Regions from separate parts of the Homo sapiens genome. Here region 2 is linked to region 1. Evidence: read pairs that join two places in POLR2A ChIA-PET (ENCODE). Cell type or tissue: Panc1. All regions are shown on one strand. Links, peaks and the distances in the headings refer to the core of each region. The heading gives the core; the rest is flanking DNA. Region 1 overlaps LOC124905261 (a long non-coding RNA gene). Region 2 overlaps KLHL15 (kelch like family member 15).

Evidence for each region. Peaks named below come from ENCODE experiments on the same cell type or tissue, not always from the same donor. Only the 100,000 strongest peaks of a DNase experiment are listed, where the experiment ranks them.
Region 2: POLR2A ChIA-PET joins it to region 1 with 5 read pairs; 2 of 35 experiments call an interaction of 5 or more read pairs at or near these places.

Annotation. Positions count from the first base shown.
Region 1 is chrX:24,098,657-24,104,039 of GRCh38, reverse strand. LOC124905261 (a long non-coding RNA gene) reads right to left here. Exons shown (of 2, transcript XR_007068415.1): 2 at 1,069-3,216. Among named protein-coding and RNA genes, the nearest start is that of EIF2S3, 46 kb to the right of the region's middle. In Panc1, for the core only: no CTCF peak of the experiment used is centred there; no DNase peak of the experiment used is centred there; H3K27ac peaks cover 851 bases.
Region 2 is chrX:24,004,645-24,010,027 of GRCh38, reverse strand. It overlaps KLHL15 (kelch like family member 15), which reads left to right. Exons shown (of 4, transcript NM_030624.3): 3 at 3,328-4,039. The coding sequence starts at 3,335. Among named protein-coding and RNA genes, the nearest start is that of KLHL15, 20 kb to the left of the region's middle. RefSeq lists a silencer at 3,842-4,136. In Panc1, for the core only: no CTCF peak of the experiment used is centred there; no DNase peak of the experiment used is centred there.

The DNA.
Region 1 (5,383 bases), core at 264-5,263:
CTGTAATCCCAGCTACTTGGGAGGCTGAGGCAGGAGAATCACTTGAACCCGGGAGGCAGAGGTTGCAGGGAGCCGAGGTCGCGCCACTGCACTCCAGCCTGGGCAACGAGAGTGAAACTCCATCTCAAAAAATAAAATAAAAATAAATAAATAAAATAACAAAAATAAATAATCCCTCAAGCCTCAAGGAACAGGACAGGGCCCAGTGGCTGTTCCTGTTGTGGCTGGATGTTGAACCACTGGTTCTTGGGGAAGGGGCTTGATTTAAAAAAAAAAAAAAAAAAAAGTTGTGAAAACAAAAATAGGGGCCGGGCGCGGTGGCTCACGCCTGTTATTCCAGCACTTTGGGAGGCCGAGGCGGGAGGATCACTTGAGGTCAGAAGTTCGAGACCAGCTTGACCAACATGGAGAAACCCCATCTCTACTGAAAATACAAAACTTAGCCGGGTGTGGTGGCGCGTGCCTGTAATCTCAGCTACTCAGGAGGCTGAGGCAGGAGAATTGCTTGAACCCGGGAGGCGGAGGTTACGGTGAGTGGAGATCACACCATTGCACTCCAGCCTGGGCAACAAGAGCGAAACTCCGTCTCAAAAAAAAAAAAAAAAAAAAAGAAAAGAAAAATAGAAAAGACTGAAAATAAGTGAGTTATATATTCAATTCAGGATCTTAGACTGAAAAAAGTAAACCCCAAAGAAGTAGAAAGATGGGTATAAAGTCTATAAGAGCAGAAATTAATGACAGAAAGGAAAGAAAAAGGCAATCAGTGCAACCAAAATCTTGTTCTCTGACAAAACTACTAAAATAGAAAAAATTGTTGGGCACAGTGGCTGTCGCCTATAAACCCAGTTACTCAGGATCCTGAGGCAGGAGGATCACTTGAGCTCAGGAGTTCAAGGCTACAGTGAGTTATGATCCTGCCACTGTACCCTAGACTAGGCGACAGAGTTAGACACCATCTCTAATTTAAAAAAGAAAAAGGAAAAAATTCCAGCAAGTCTGATCATCAGAAAGGAGTGAGAAGAGAGAAAATAAACAATAATAGGAACAGAAAGGAAATATAACAAATGATAACAGTAGAGATTTTTAATAACATATGAGAACACTGTGAACAACCTTGTCCCAGGACATTTGAAAACCAAGACACGATGGAAAGATTTCAAGAAAAATACAGATTACCAAAATAGGAACTGATAATCAAGTATCTCTCACGATAAGAAATATGAAGCCCACACAGTTTTACTAAAAAGTCTTACCAAACCTTCAAAGGAAAGATAATCTCTCCATATTAAATAATTCTGAAATAACATATTTCAGAAAACAGAAAGAGTGGGAAATTTACTCAGCCCATATTACGAGCTAATACAAACTTAATATCAAATTCACAAAACTGTGTTAAAAAATAATGTTTTAGACCAATCTCACTTATTAACATGCATGCAAAACTTCTAAATAAAATAACAAGCCGGATGCAGTGGTGCGTGCCTGTAGTCCCAGCTAACTGGAGGCTGAGGCAGGAGGATCTCCTAAGCCCAGGAATTTGAGACCAGCCATTGCAACATAGCAAGACCCCAACTCTAATAAAAAAAAAAAAAAACAGTAACAAACCAAATTTTAGCAGACCTCATCTCTAATAAAAATAATATGCCAGGCACGGTGGCTCATGCCTATAATCCCAACAGTTTGGAAGCCTGAGGTAGGTGGATCTCTTGAGCCCAGGAGTTCAAGACCAGCCTGGGCAACATAGTGAGACCTCTCTACAAAACACTTTTTAAAATTAGCCAGCTGTTGTGGCGCACACCTCTAGTCCCAGCTACTTGGGAGGCTGAGGTGGAAGGATCGCTTCAGCCTGGGAGGTGGAGGTTGCAGTGAGCCGAAATTGTGCCACTGCACTCCAGCCTGGGTGACAGAGCAAGACCCTGTCTCAAGAAATAAATAAATAAAAATAAAAAGTAATGTGTTATGACTAAGTAGAATTTTATGAGGAATGCATGAAGAAGGGTTCAACATCGGAAAATCTAGCAAAATATTTTACAGATTAAAGGGAAAATATAATCATTTCGTGACATAAAGAAGAGACAAACACTCATTATTTAAAACAAAACAGGCCGGGCACGGTGGCTCATGCCTGTAATCCCAGTATTTTGGGAGGCCAAGGTGGGCGGATCACCTTGAGGTTAGGAGTTCAAGACCAGCCTGGCCAACATGGTGAAACCCTGTCTCTACTAAAAATACAAAAATTATCTGGGTGTGGTGGCACAAGCCTGCAGTCCCAGCTACTCGGGAGGCTGAGGCACAATAATCACTTGAACCTGGGAGGTGAAGGTTGCAGTGAGCCAAGATCGTGCCATTGCACTCCAGCCTGGGTGACAGAGTGAGACCCTGTCTCAAAAAATAATAATAATTAAGGCCGGGCACAGTGGCTCACACCTGTAATCCCAGCACTTTGGGAAGCCGAGGTGGACGGATCACCTGAGGTCAGAAGTTCGAGACTAGCCTGGCCAACGTGGTGAAACCCTGTCTCTACTAAAAATACAAAAAATTAGCCAGGCATGGTGATGGGTGCCTGTAATACCAGCTACTCAGGAGGCTGATGCGGGAGAATCACTTAAACCCGGGAGGCAGAGGTTGCAGTGAGTCGAGACCATGCCATAGCACTCCAGCCTGGCCAACAAGGGCAAAACTTAGTCTCAATAATAATAATTATTATTATTTAAATGAAAAACTTCTAAGAGAATTAGAATTAAAAGGAAATGTCCTTAATCTGGAAAAAGAAATCTATTTTAAAAACAACACTGTAGTAGAGGCAGGACTTCCAGTGAAGATGGAAGACAAATCCTCTTCCAGAAAAGTAACTATAAAGATGGACAAAATTGACAAAAACAATTGTACAATGATCTGAGAAGTGGTCATGCCTGAAAAATTGCTGAACTTTGTGCAAGAAGAGTGGGAGTCTGCAGTGTTCTTCCCTGGGGCCTCTCCCAGATTCCAGCTCCCTTAGCGTGAAAGTTCTGCTAAGGCTGGGTTGGCTGTGAGGTTGGCAGCTTTGCTGCCATAGTCAAAGTGGTCTCACTCACTTGGGAACAGTGGGTAATGTCCATGCACAGTAGCACAGTCAGAGGAAGTGACGATCTCAGCAAAGGGTGGGAGGGGATGATATACATCTCTCTTAGTCTGGGGTTGCCATTGTGGTTGCAGCAAGCACATTCCTGGCTGAGACTGTGTATACAGCAAAATCAGACAAAATGGTCTTTAAGATAAGAAATATTACTAAAGACAAAGAGGTACATTTCATGTTGATAAAAGGTTCAATACATCAGGAAGATATAACAATTATACACTGATATATACCTAATGAGAGCCTCAGAATACATGAAGCAAAAAGTGAAAGAATTCAAAGGGGAAAGAGACAATCAGCAATAATAGGCAAAGATTACAATACCTCATTCTTGATAACAGAGTGAAAAGAAAACTTTTTGTTTAAGAAGAAAACTTTTTTAAAAGTTTTTTTTAAAAAGACAGAGTTTCAATATGTTGCCCAGGCTGGTCTGAAGCTCCTGGACTCAAGTGATCCTCCCGCTTCAGCGTCCGGAGTAGCTGGGACTACAGGCATGTAACACTGTGCCTGGCATAGAGAGAAAATTTGAACAACACTATTGTAGTAGACATAGTCCCTCCAAAATATCCACATCCTAATCTCCACAACTTGTGAGTACGTTATCTTACATGATAAAAGAGACTTTGCAGATGTGATTAAGTTAAAGATCTCAAGGCGGAAGGATTGTCCTGGATTATCTGGGTGGGCCCAATGTCATCACAAGGGTCCTTAGAAGTGAAAGAGGGAGGCAGAAGAGTGAATGTCGCAGTGATGTAATGTGAGAACGACATAAGCAACCTATTGCTGACTTTGAAGATGGAAGGAGACCATAAGCCAAGGAATTCGGGGCAGCTTGTAGAAGCTGAAATTGCAAGAAAATCCCCTAGAGCACCCAGAAAAGAATGCAGCCTTGTCAACATCTTCCCCTCACCCAGTGAGACCTATTGCAAACTTCTGACCTCCAGAACTATATGATAACAAATATGTGTCGTTTTAAGCCACTAAGTTTGTGGCAACTTGTTACAACAGGAATAAAAAATGAATACTACTATCAACTGACTCCATCTAACTAACAATTTTAGAACAGTCCACTCATCCAGTTCAGAATACACATTCTTTTCAAGTAGACATGAAACATTCTCCAAGATAGAGCATATCAATAGGTATAAAACAAGCCTCAATAAATTTAAAAGAACTGGAATCATACAGAGTGTGTGGTACTCTGACCACAACGGAATCAAACTAGAAATCAAAATCTCGAAACATATGGGAACTAAACACACCGCTAAATAATCCACGAGTCAAAGAGGGAACTTCAAGGGAAACTTTTAAAACACAGTAAATTCAAAAAAGATAAATACTGTGCGGTTCTACTTAAATAAGGTATCTAAATTAGTCAAATTCATAGAAATAAAAAGCAGAATGGTGGTTCCCAGGAGCTAAGAGGAAGGGAGAAGGGTGAGTTGTTTAGTAGGTGTAGGGTTTCAGATCTGCAAGATGAAAAAGTTCCGGAGATCTGTTTCACAGCAACAAGCTGGATGATTAAAATAGCAAATGTTTATATGTTTTTTATCACAGATTAAAAGGTAAACACATTACATATTTTGGGAAAACTGGAAAGAAAAATTAATCACCTTTATCAAAATAAAAATGAATACAGTGAACTGCATGAAAGTGAAAATACATTATCAATTATTTGTAGAACATTAGCTGAAGCAGTATTAAGAGGGGAAGAAATATCTCAAAGCAATAATCTAAGCTCCCAATAGAAGAGCCTAGGAAAATAAGAGTAACATAAACCCAAATAAAGCAGAAAGGAGGAAATAATAAAGATAAGATCAGAAAAAAAAAATAGAGAAAAGTCAACAGAACAAAAAGCTGGGTTCTTGGGAAAAGACCAATAAAATTGACAAACCTCTAGCAAGATAGTTGAGAGAGAGAGGAAGGACATAAACTACCAATATCAGGAATGGAACAGGGGATATCACCGGAGACCTTGTAGACATCAAAGGATAAGGGGATACCACAAACAATTCTACACAGAAAAATTTGTCTTTTTTTCCCCCTTTTTGTGGAGAACAGGGTCTCGCTATATTGCCCAGGCAGGTCTCGAACTCCTAGGCGAAGCTATCCTCCTGCCTCTGCCTCCCTAAATTCTGGGATTTACAGGTGTGAGCCACTGCACTTGGCCAAAACTTTGACAACTAAGATGAAGTGCAGCAATTCACCTAAAGACACAAACTAATAATGCACCCAATATGAAATACATAATTTGAATAGTCCTATATA
Region 2 (5,383 bases), core at 243-5,242, 94 kb after region 1:
TTAGCCAGGTGTTGAAGTCTTTTTTTTTTTTTTTTTTTGAGATGGAGTCTTGCTCTGTTGCCCAGGCTGGAGTGCAGTGGTGCGATCTTGGCTCACTGCAGCCTCCGTCTCCCAGGTTCCAGCGATTCTCCTGCCTCAGCCTCCCAAGTAGCTGGGATTACATGTGCCAGCCACCACACCCAGCTAATTTTGGTATTTTTAGTAGAGAGGAGGTTTCTCCATGTTGGCCAGGCTGGTCTTGAACTCCTGACCTCAGGTGATACACCCTCCTCAGCCTCCCAAAGTGTTGGAATTACGGGCGTGAGCCACTGAGCCCGGCTTTTTTTTTTTTTTTTTTTTTTGAAAATGGAACCTCGCTCTGTCGCCCAGGCTGGAGTGCAGTGGTGCAGTCTTGGCTCACTGTGACCTCCACCTGCTGGGTTCAGGAGATTTCTCCTGTCTCAGCCTCCGGAGTAGCTAGGACTACAGGCGCCCGCTACCATGTGCGGCTAATTTTTGTATTTGTTTTGTATTTTATTTTATTTATTTTGAGACGGAGTTTCACTCTTGTCGCCCAGGCTGGAGTGCAGTGGTGCAATCTCAGCTCACTGCAACCTCCGCCTCCCGGGTTCAAGTGATTCTCCTGCCTCAGCCTCCCGAGTAGCTGGGATTACAGATGCCCGCCACCATGCCTGGTTAATTTTTATATTTTTAGTAGAGATGGGGTTTCACCATGTTGGCCAGGCTGGTCTCAAACTCCTGACCTTCAGGTGATCCACCCATCTCGGCCTCCCAAAGTGTTGGGATTACAGGCATGAGCCACCACGCCCGGCCTTTAATTTTTGTATTTTTAGTAGAGACAGGGTTTTACCATGTTGCCCAGGCTGGTCTTGAACTCCTGATCTCAAGTGATCCGCCTGCCTCAGCCTCCCAAAGTGCTGGGATTACAGGTGTGAGCCACCATGCCTGGCCCAGGTGTTGAAGTCTTCATCAAATGTTTGAGAGTGATTGATCAGAAGATGTGTATGGAAGTGACAAGGGGTGACAGAAGATGGATTTTTATCTGAGCAAAAGGCCAAGTTATAGAAAAAGAACAATAGAAAGCTAAGAGAAAGAAGACTTGGAAAGTAGGGCTGTAAGCTCTAAAAGTTTTTTTTTTGTTTTGTTTTTTTTTTTTCTAACACGCGTGGGAGTAGAGCTAGAGGTTGGAGGCAGGAGGCCTGGAAGCTGTGACTTTTAGGAAAACTATGTCTCATTTAAATCAGGTCGAGGAGGGAACTTTCTGTGACCAACCTGAGCATGTAGGGGATTTTGTTTACATTGAAGTAAGGTTCCACAGGGCACAGTGGAAAGGTTTGGGAGAGAATTCAGGGATGGAGGATGGGTCATTGGGGAGGAAGCCGGGAGCTGTGTAAGGATGAGAATTAAGAAGATAGATGGTCTGGGGTGGGGGTATGTGAAAAGGAGAAAATTAATTTGCTTCATAAATAACCCAGTAGACTGAATTAGTGGCCAGGCGCAGTGGCTCACGCCTGTAACCCCACCACTTTGGAAGGCCGAGTCAGACGGATCATCTGAGGTCAGGAGTTTTAGACCAGCCTAGCCAACATGGCGAAACCTGTCTTCACTAAAAATACAAAAATTAGCTGGGCGTGTAGCAGGTGCCTGTAGTCCCAGCTACTCGGGAGGCTGAGGCACAAGAATCGCTTGAACCCGGGAGGCGGAGGTTGTAGTGAGCCGAGATTGTGCCACTGCACTCCAGCCTGGATGACAGAGCAAGACTCCGAAAACAAAAAAATAGACTGAATTAGTTTATTCCGCTGTATTTAAGATATCTAATTATAGTTCTCTATTTTACCTTCATTTCTCTGATATGGAAAGATTTGGTTTAATTTCCTTTAAAATTATATATTTGTATTTTTAAATATATAAGCATTACATCATTATTGTTTTTCAAAGTAAGGGTAATGAGGTAAATGAAAAGAAAGCCTCTCCTGAAAACCTACTACCCAGGGACATTATTTTGGTATATATTTCTCCAGACTTTTTCTCATCTAACAAATATATGCGTATTTAGTTTTCGAAGACGTACTCAGTATACTGCAGTCACTTGTTTTTTTTTTCATACAATATCTGATAAATATTCTTTGTAAAAATAAACTGTTGACATCATTTTAAATTGATAATTTATTGTAGGACTGTATCATGTTTTAATAATTTGTTATTGGACTTTTGAATAGTTTCTGATTTTTAAATAATAAGCCTAGATAGAAAAACCTTATATGTACAACTTGCCTATTTATTTGAATATTTCCTTTAGGTAAATTTCTAGGAGTTTTCAGGTATACTTTTTAGTTTCATTTTTGTCCCTTTTCTCATTATTTAGTATTTGGCTGTGAAATCATTTTTATGTTGCTAATTTTGGAACCTGTTCAAAGTATATTTGATGAACAATATGAAATCAATGGAATAGGCATATATTATTTGTAAGATAACAATTTACCATTGTTTGATATATATATATATATATATATATATATTTTTTTTTTTTTTTTTTGGAAATGGGGTCTTGCTGTCTCCCAGGCTGGCATGTAGTGGCATGATCTTGGCTCACTGCAACCTCCGTCTCCCGAGTTCAAGCGATTCTCCTGTCTTGGCCTCCTGAGTAGCTGGGACTATAGGTGCATGCCACCACACCTGGCTACTTTTTGTATTTTTAGTAGAGTTGGAGTTTCATCGTATTGATCAGGCTGGTCTTGAACTCCTGACCTCAGGTGATCCACCCACTTCGGCCTCCCAAAGTGCTGGGATTACAGGTGTGAGCCACCGCGCCCAGCCGACATATATATTTTTAAGAGATAGGGTCGTGCTCTGTTGCCCAGGCTGGAGTGCAGTGGTGCTATCATAGCTCACTGTAGCCTCAAACTCGTGGGCTGAAGGGAATCTCCCACCTCAGCCTCTGAAGAAGCTGGGGCTGCTGGCAATGTGCCACCATGCCCAGCTACTTTTTTTTTTATTGTTATTATTTTGTAGAGACAGGGATTTGCCATCTTGCCTAGGCTGGTCTCCAACTCCTGGGCTCAAGCGATCTTCCTGCCTTGGCCTCCCAAAGTGCTGGGGTTATAGGCATGAACTATTGATGTATCTTTAATAGATTCTTTTCCTTAGATAGGGAAGCCAGAAATATTAGTCTGCAAACCTTTAGATTGTCTTCTCCCAAAGGACTTGTACATTTTGGACTTAGTCAGTAGAATTGAGATAATAGCAAAAATTGTTAAAACTCTAAGTTAATATTTTCTTCTGAATGCATGGAAGTGTTTAACATTGTTGTCTTTGATTTTTTTCCAGGTGATTCATGGCAGGGGACGTGGAAGGATTCTGTTCCTCCATCCACGACACCAGTGTCTCTGCTGGGTTCAGAGCACTGTATGAGGAGGGATTGCTTCTTGATGTCACTCTGGTTATTGAAGATCATCAGTTCCAGGCCCATAAAGCACTCTTGGCCACCCAGAGTGATTACTTCAGAATTATGTTTACTGCAGACATGAGGGAACGAGATCAGGACAAAATTCATTTAAAAGGTCTAACAGCTACCGGTTTCAGCCATGTCCTGCAATTTATGTACTATGGAACTATAGAGCTGAGTATGAATACCGTTCATGAGATTCTTCAGGCTGCCATGTATGTTCAACTTATAGAAGTGGTGAAGTTCTGCTGCTCTTTTCTCTTAGCGAAGATCTGCCTAGAAAATTGTGCAGAAATTATGAGACTCTTAGATGATTTCGGCGTAAACATCGAGGGAGTCAGGGAGAAGTTAGACACCTTTCTGCTAGACAACTTTGTGCCACTCATGTCTAGGCCTGACTTTCTGTCCTATCTGAGCTTTGAGAAGCTCATGTCTTACTTGGATAATGATCATCTGAGCAGGTTCCCAGAGATAGAGCTGTACGAGGCTGTGCAGTCTTGGCTGCGGCATGATAGAAGACGCTGGAGACATACCGATACCATCATTCAGAATATCCGGTTTTGCTTGATGACCCCAACCAGCGTTTTTGAGAAGGTTAGTGCATTTGAAAGCAATAGACAGTACTCATCATTTAGTTAAGGCAGTGTATGTCTTTATAGATAAGATTCACAGACTTAAGAGCCAAGAATGAATAACTTCATTTTGTTATTTCTTATGTTATTCAAGAATGAATAACATAAGAGTACTTTATGTATAAGAAGCCTGATTTGTTGTGCATTTAGGTTTTGTAAAATACATTTTGTGGGTGAAAGATAAACCACGTAGGTAGTAAAACAGTTTTATTTTAAAAGTACTTTTAAAGTTGAAGCATAATTACTTTATGCAAAATATTACATGTTTGCTGTAGCTTTTCTTTTCATTTCATCAATTAAATCGGAACCGAGTCAGGCTAGATCTCTTTTTAAAAATAAATTTAAGTAATACATGCAGAAATTGGCATTGAGAAGAGTTCTGCATGGTATACATTAATAGAGTTTCTTATTCCTCTAAAATATAGCAAGGACGTACAAAATAGCTCTTGAAAACCAATAGGCCCTAATGGTGATTTTCTTCCCTGCTCTTACCTTCTGGTTTTCCCCGTTTTACTGTGAATACTAACTAAATTTGACAATGAAAACATGTTATATGTCTAAAAACATCATTTTGGCATTTCTAAACAAGTAGACTATAACTCTTCTATCTACATTGATCAACCATCCCTGGGCACATTTTACCATGCAAATAGTTCTCTTAAAAATAGTCTTTCTCTGAAACAGCCTTGGCCTTTTTTTGCATGTAAGCATTTTCATTTTTATATCAGAGTTTCACTTGTGATCCTTTCTTGCCCAAAGGTCATAGAGCACTTTTAGTAATTGCTTAACTTAATTGGTTTCTAATCACATGGTTACCTCTGGGGCTCTGTTTACTTCTTGCATCTTCTCTTTTTTCTAGAAAGCACACTGAAAACTTGGTCGGTCACTTTTCATGTTAAATAGTTCCTCAGCTTTAGTTATTAGACCTGGTTATAAAAATACAGTATCTGCAAAGGAGGGTTGTCTACGCCATTTGAAAAATAAACCCATTTGCGCCTTTGAATAACAGCAGCCTGACATATTTTTTTTTCCTCCAAAATGCTGTGAAACTGAGAATTCAGTTTTGTGGATTTTTGTCTTTTATTCTCAATGTATTGATGTGGCAGAAATAATTGAAACTAAATTATATATATGTATGTATGTATTTTTTTTTTTTTTTTTGAGACAGAGTCTCGCTCTGTCGCCCAGGCTAGAGTACAGTGGCGTGATCTTGGCTCGCTGCAAACTCTGCCTCCCAGGTTCAAGCGATTCTCTTGCCTCAGCCTCCCGAGTAGCTGGGATTACAGGCGTCAGCCACTGTGCCTGG